2 separate regions of the Homo sapiens genome follow, and region 2 is linked to region 1. Evidence: chromatin contacts called from ENCODE Hi-C or POLR2A ChIA-PET data. All regions are on one chromosome and are shown on one strand. The core of a region is the stretch at or near the end of the contact, and the rest is flanking DNA. Distances in the headings are between cores, read along the strand shown. Region 1 overlaps LRRC8A (leucine rich repeat containing 8 VRAC subunit A). Region 2 holds the start of DYNC2I2 (dynein 2 intermediate chain 2).

Evidence for each region. A loop is a pair of places that touch in the nucleus more often than their neighbours do. ChIA-PET counts read pairs that join two places held with the same protein, here RNA polymerase II (POLR2A). Pooled maps may share reads with other maps.
Region 2: a pooled map shows a loop between it and region 1 (4-fold over the local background). The contact joins the promoter of DYNC2I2 here to the enhancer-like site in region 1. A Hi-C loop is called at or near these places in 6 of 50 pooled maps. POLR2A ChIA-PET finds 5 or more read pairs at or near these places in 5 of 52 experiments (AG04449, B cell, H1 and 2 more).

Annotation. Positions count from the first base shown.
Region 1 is chr9:128,901,033-128,904,502 of GRCh38, reverse strand. The region is part of intron 2 of LRRC8A (leucine rich repeat containing 8 VRAC subunit A); the gene reads right to left. Among named protein-coding and RNA genes, the nearest start is that of PHYHD1, 18 kb to the left of the region's middle. RefSeq lists a silencer at 590-762. Within about 2 kb of position 1,667, at least 22 of the 41 ENCODE cell types and tissues checked have a DNase peak (open chromatin) inside an H3K27ac peak, as active enhancers do; they include B cell, where a contact is called at or near this core.
Region 2 is chr9:128,655,280-128,658,749 of GRCh38, reverse strand. It overlaps DYNC2I2 (dynein 2 intermediate chain 2), which reads left to right and starts at 1,903. Exons shown (of 9, transcript NM_052844.4): 1 at 1,903-2,209. The coding sequence starts at 2,024. RefSeq lists enhancers at 1,203-1,846, 1,664-1,873, 1,847-2,491 and a silencer at 2,054-2,383.

The DNA of each region.
Region 1 (3,470 bases), core at 418-2,917:
TCTGTCACCCAGGCTGGAGTGCAGTGGCACAATCTCAGCTCACCACAGCCTCCGCCTCCTGGGTTCACATGATTCTCCTGCCTCTGCCTCCCAAGCAGCTGGATTACAGGCACACGCTACCACGCCCAGCTAATTTTTGTATTTTTAGTAGAAACGGAATTTCGCCACGTTGGCCAGGCTGGTCTCGAACTCCTGACCTGAGGTGATCCACCTGCCACGGCCTCCCACAGTGCTGGGATTATAGGTGTGAGTCACCATGCCTGGCCAAATTGTGCTTTTACTTTACATTCAATTTTTACTTTACACTGTAACCCAGAACCTAGATTTTTATCTAAACCAAGTTTTAAATGCCTGTGTCAAATGTGTCTGTCTCTCTTAGGAGAGGAACAGGGGTGCCCAGATGATGGGCCACCTTTCTTTGATTACTGATAATGTTAATAACCAGAATAGTAACAAACTTTTTTTTTTTCCCTTTTTGAGACAGTCTCACTCTGTCACCCAGGCTGGGGTGCAGTGGCATGATCCTGACTCACTGCAACCTCTGCCTCCTGGGTTTAAGTGATTCTCATGTTTCAATCTCCCAAGTGGCTGGGATTACAGACGCCCGCCACCACATCCAGCTAATTTTTGTATTTTTAGTAGAGACGGTGTTTTGCCATGTTGGCCGGGCTGGTCTTGAATTCCTGGCCTCAACCAATCCACCTGCCTTGGCCTCCCAAAGTTCTGGGATTACAGGCGTGAGCCACCGTGCCCGGCCTAGGTAGGAACTCTTTAAGAACAGCACTTCTCGGGCCAGGCACAGAGGCTCACGCCTGTAATCCCAGCACTTTGGGAGGCCAAGGCGGGCGGATCACGAGGTCAGGAGATCGAGACCATCCTGGCTAACAAGGTGAAACTCCGTCTCTACTAAAAATACAAAAAAATTAGCCGGGCATAGTGGCAGGCGCCTGTAGTCCCAGCTGCTTGGAAGGCTGAGGCAGGAGAATGGCGTGAACCCGGGAAGTGGAGCTTGCAGTGAGCCGAGATCACGCCACTGCACTCCAGCCTGGGTGACAGAGCGAGGTGCCGACTCAAAAAAAAAAAAAAAAAAGAACAGCACCTCTCTGCAAATGCCAAACACTCCCCAGCCCCAATCTTTCTAGGCTATGCTGGATGGGGAGGACAGGAGGAAGGCAGAGCAGGACCCCATGTGAGGCAGGTGGAATGGGGCACTCAGCAAGGGTGATGATGGCCACAGCCAGTGCTGAGGGCCTGGAAGTGTGCCAGGCACCAGGCAGGCCTCCCCTGCAGGCCCTCCTAGGGTCATCCTTGATGCCCAAGAGGCCAGGCCTCTATAGCCCCATCCCAGAGATGGGGGTGCTAAGGCTCAGGAAGGTGACATCACCTGCCAACATCCCCCTGCTATTAAGGGGCAGAGTAGAGTAAGAACAAACCCAGCAGGCCTGTCCCTCTACCACCGGGCTCAGGTCCTCGCCACCATGTGGGACTTGCCCTCCGCCTGCCCAAGGTCTCACCCAGGCGGTGCCAAGAGAAACAGGACTGGGAGTGCAGCTTCCCCGCCCCTCAGCATTACCAGCGCTCAGGTCACAAAGGGGCCAGCAGACACCACCGCCCGCCCTGGGCTGGCAGCTCCAGGCCAGAAGTCAGTCCTCCTAGTGATGCCAGGACTCACGGGCCAGGGCAAGCACCCGCCCCACAGGAAGGCCCGGGCCCTCTAATGACCAGGTGGGTCCACGCACCACCTACACTGCTGGGAAAGAAAGTGGCACTGGGAGAGCTTCTGAATCACACAGCTGCCTCCACTGAGACATGTGGACACCTGGAGTCCCCATCCAGGGCCAGGACCTAAAGACTGGGGAACAGAAGAGGGAGGAGAGGAGCCCGGTGCATGCAGCAGCCTGCCTGCCCCCAAGTCTGGAATGAGACAGCCAGGGCGGGCGCGGCTGTTTGAGCGGGCAGGATGTGGTGACAATGATACTGCAACACCTCCCTCGTGTTCAGGGAGTGGGGTGTGTTCGCTCACAGAAACACCTGCTTCCTCTGCGAGGAGCCGCCCCAGCCCCGCCGACCTGGGGCTTGTCTGTACCACCCAGACTCCTCCTTCTGAGGCAGGAAGTGTTCCCAGCTCAGTCACACAGGTGAGGGAAACTGAGGCTCACAGAGGCAAAACCACCTGCCCAAGGCAGGAAACACCGTCCCAATCAGGTCTGATTCTGACCACCCGCCCCAACTCCGTGCTTGGTCTGGGAACATCCGGACTCTGTTCAGCCCTTGGCTAGGTCCAGCGGGGGTAAAAAAAAATGATCAAGGTGGGACTTCTGCTTCAGGTTCCTCTCTCCAGTTTGAGTGTGTCTGGGGAGTGGAGGAGGGCCCTGGGGTTCCAATGGCAGAGCCTGGGGCTGGCTGCAGAGCTGAGAAGGGCCTGGACTGGAGTCTCTCACAGGCCTGGCCCGGCTGGTGCCTGGGCCTACCCCTGGTAAGGGTAACCTGTCTGGAGGGGTCACCCCCAGCTGCACCCGTTTCCTTGTCCTCTGCTGTGTGATTCTGGAAAAGTCACTGCCCCTCTCTGATGGGGCTTCGGGGGAGATCAGGAAAGAGGGTGCAGGCACCAAATCCAGGGTTGAGTTCCCAAGGGTGTGGGGAAAGGAGCCCCACCCCAACAGGAGCCAGCCGGGTGGTCAGAGCCACCTGCCTGCCCCCTACAGGGGCAGGCTCCCTCCCACACGGCTCTTGCCGAGGATGAAGAGGGGAAGCCAGTACCAAGGTGTGGGCCTGGACTCTGGTAGCCTCTCTGTGGGACCTTGGACAAGCTCTTCACTGCTTGCAGCCTCAGTTTCTTCACATACATGGTGGGCATGATACCACGCAGGGCTGCTGGGAGGAGGCCATGGAATTATTTTAATTAAATGGGACGGGGTCTTGCTATGTTGTCCAGGCTGGTCTCAAACTCCTGGCCTCAAGCAATCCTCCTGCTTTGGCCTCCAGAGTAGCTGGACTGTAGGCATGTAGCACCACACTAGGGTAAAAAAAAATTTTTTTTTTGAGGCAGTCTCACACTATTGCCAGGCTGGGGTGCAGTGGCACGATCTGGGCTCACTGCAATCTCCGCCTCCCAGGTTCGAATAATTCCCCTGACTCAGCCTCCCAAGCAGCTGGCACTACAGGCGCGCCACCACCACGGCCGGCTAATTTTTCATATTTTAGTCAAGACGGGGTTTCACTATGTTGGCCAGGATGGTTTCCATCTCCTGACCTCATGATCCACCCGCCTTGGCCTCCCAAAGTGCTGGGATTACAGGCATGAGCCACTGTGCCCGGTCTGTTTTTTTTGAGATGGAGTCTTGCTCTATCGCCCAGGCCGGAGTGCAGTGGCACGATCTCGGCTCAATGCAACCACCACCTCCCGAGTTCAATCAACTCTCCTGCCTCTGCCTCTGGAGTAGCTGGGATTACAGGCGTGCACCACCATG
Region 2 (3,470 bases), core at 654-3,153, 250 kb after region 1:
GTCTCAAAAAAAAAAAAAAAAAAAAAAATTAGGTCAGGTGAGGTGGCTCACCTGAGGTCAGGAGTTTCAAAGCAGCATGGCCAACACGGTGAAACCCCATCTCTACTAAAAATACAAAAAATTGGCCAGGCGTGGTGGCGGTTGCCTGTAATCCCAGCTACTCGAGAGGCTGAGGCAGGAGAATCACTTGAGCCTGGGAGGTGGAGGTTGTTGTGAGCCAAGATAGTGCCACTGCACGCCAGCCTGGACGACAAAGCGAGACTCTGTCTCAAAAAAAAACAAACAGGCTGGGCGCAGTGGCCCACGCCTGTAATCCCAGCACTTTGGCAGGCTGAGGCGGGCAGATCATTTGAGATCAGGAGTTCCAGACCAGCTTGGCCAACATGGTGAAACCCTTCTCTACTAAAAATACAAAAATTAGCCCAGTGTGGTGGCATGTGCCTGTAATCCCAGCTGCTTGGGAGGCTGAGGCATGAGAATCGCTTGAACTGGGGAGGTGGAGGTTGCTGTGAGCCGAGATCACGCCACTGCACTCCACCTTGGGCGACAGAGTGAGACTCTGTCTTAAAAAAAAAAAAAAAAAGTAGCATCTATCCTTCCCAGATCATTTTTTAGAATTTTTTTATTATTTTGTTGTTATTATTATTATTATTTTGAGACAGGGTCTCACTCTCTTGTCCAGGCTAAAGCACAGCGTGGTTCAATCAGGGCTCTCTGCAGCCTCAATTTCCCTGACTCCAGGGATCCTCTCACCTTGGCCTCCGGAGCAGCTGGGACTACAGGTGTGTGCCACTATGCCTGGCCAATTAAAAAATTTTTTTTTGTAGAGAGGGAGTCTTGCTGTGTTGCCCAGGCAGGTCTCAAACTCCTGGGCTCAAGTGATCCTCTTGCCTTGGCCTTCCAAAGTGCTGGCCATCTCGTCTGGCCTATTATTATTTTTTTAGAGATAGGGTCTTGCTCTATCACTCAGGCTGTAGTGTAGTGGTGTAATCATAGCTCACTGCAGCCTCAAACTACTGGACTCAAGGGATCTTTACACTCAGCCTGCCGAGTAGGTGGGACTACAGGCACGTGCCACCATGCCCAGCTAAGTTTTAAAACATTTTTTTTGTAGAGACGGGCTCTCACTATGTTGCTCAGGCTGGTTTCGAACTCCTGGCTTCAAGCGATCCTCCTGCCTTGGCCTCTCAAAGTACCGGGATTACAGGTGTGAGCCACCGCACCTGGCCTATTTGTTTATTCTTTATTTTTATTTTTTAGTCCTCAGGTCAGAATCTCCAGTTTTTTTAATTCCGGTGGGGCGCGCGGAATGGCAGAACGACATAATATAGTATAAAAAGCAATTCTTTCCTCAGGGTGAGAACTTAATAAGAAAGAGACGTTCTGGGCTCTTTGCCTGACACACAGTAGGCACATTATTTAGTTATTTGCTTTTAATTTCGATTTAATAAGCATGTTTCTGTAGAAGACCTCATTTGGGCCTCCCAGCTTTTTAACCACATTTAGGATCTCCGTAGGAATATTTTTCATCATCATTCTATTGAGACAGAGACTGAGGATTAAAGGGAGATCACTTGGCTTCGAGGTGACAGCCTGTTCGAGTGGCGCGGTTCTCGGATCTGCTGGAAGAATCAGCTGCTCAGCCAGATCTGCGCTCCCAGGCCCAGACCTCGCGGGCCGGCCACGGCCGCAGGCTGCCGCCCTCTCTTCGCTTCTGCGCTTGGCTGCTCAGCGCCATCTTTGAACCTGGCACCAATGCCTCACTTCCGCAGTTTCCTCGCCCAGGAGTAGCGCGCCTACTCTTAGAGTGCTTTTTCTGGGGACAGGGTATGCAAAACCGGTCATGCTTCTCTCTCTGGCCGAGAAGAATCGTTACTTTTCTTTCTTCCAGGTCTTGCAGGAGGCGCTGCGACCAATTCAAACATGGCGCCGTCAGCCTCACATTCCCCGTTTTCCGCTCATGGCGGCGTAGGGGCGGAGGTCGCGCCTGAGTGCGTCCGCACGAGAGGGCGGAACCGTCTCCATGGCAACCCGCGCGCAGCCGGGGCCACTCAGCCAGGCGGGAAGCGCTGGTGTTGCGGCGCTGGCGACAGTCGGGGTTGCGAGCGGCCCGGGGCCGGGGCGGCCAGGGCCGCTGCAGGACGAGACCCTGGGTGTGGCGTCCGTGCCCTCGCAGTGGAGGGCCGTCCAGGGCATCCGCTGGGAGACGGTGAGGGCGCGGGCCCCGCGCGGAGCGACGCGGGCGGGAAGGCGGGGTCGCAGCGCGGCTGCCGGGCGGGTTCGGGCGTCCCACCGTGGCTGCCGGGCGGGTTCGGGCGTCCCACCGTGGCTGCCGGGCGGGTTCGGGCGTCCCACCGTTTGCCTTTACAGTTTATTCCACAGAAACTGACCCAGAGGATACTTTCGGCCCATTTTTTAACAACAAAAAGTGGAAAAACAAAACACCTCCAAGGATCCCACGTTTTGAAGGATTTTGTGTGAACTGTAGTTTTTAAGCATTTCAAACAACTTTTTTTGGTTTTGTTTTGTGTTTTTTTTTTTGAACAGGGTCTCGCTCTGTCGCCCAGGCTGGAGTGCAGTGGTGCGATCTCGGCTCACTGCAGCCTCAGCCCCCGGTGCTGAGCGATCCTCCCACCTGCGCATCCAGAGTATCTGGGACCTCAGGCGCGGGCCACCACGCTGGCTGTTTATTTATTTATTATCTTGTAGAGATGGGGTCTCCATGTGTTGCCCTGGCTGGTCTCCAACTCCTGGGCTTAAGCTGTCCTCCTTCCTCGGCCTCCCAAAGTGCTGGGATTACAGGTGTGAGCCACCGCGTTCAGGCTTTTTTTTTTTTTTTTTGAGACAGTCTCGCTCTGTCGCCCAGGCTGGAGTGCAGTGGCGCGAACTCGGCTCACTGCAAACTCCGCCTCCCAGGTTCACGCCATTCTCCTGCCCCAGCCTCCCCAGTAGCTGGGACTACAGGCGGCCGCCAGCACGCCTGGCTAATTTTTTTGTATTTTTTAGTAGAGACGGGGTTTCACAGTGTTAGCCAGAATGGTTTCCATCTCCTGTCCTCGTGATCCGCCCTCCTCGGCCTTCCAAAGTGCTGGGATTACAGGCGTGAGCCACCGCGCCCGGCCTTCTTTTTTTTCTTTTTTTTGAGACAGAGTCTCACTCTGTCGCCCAGGCTGGAGTGTAGTAGTGCCAGCTACTTGGTTTCGGCGCTACTTGGTTTCTTTCTCTTTTTTTTTTTTTTGGAGACGGAGTCTCGCTCTGTCGCCCGGGCTGGAGTGCAATGGCGCGATCTCTGCTCACTGCAAGCTCCGCCTCCCGGGTTTATGCCATTCTCCTGCCTCAGCCTCCCTAGTAGCTGGGACTACAGGCGCCCGCCACCACGCCCGGCTAATTTTTTTTTTTTTTTTTTTTTTTTTTAGTAGAGACGGGGTTTCACCGTGTTAGCCAGGATGGTCTCGATCTCCTGACATTGT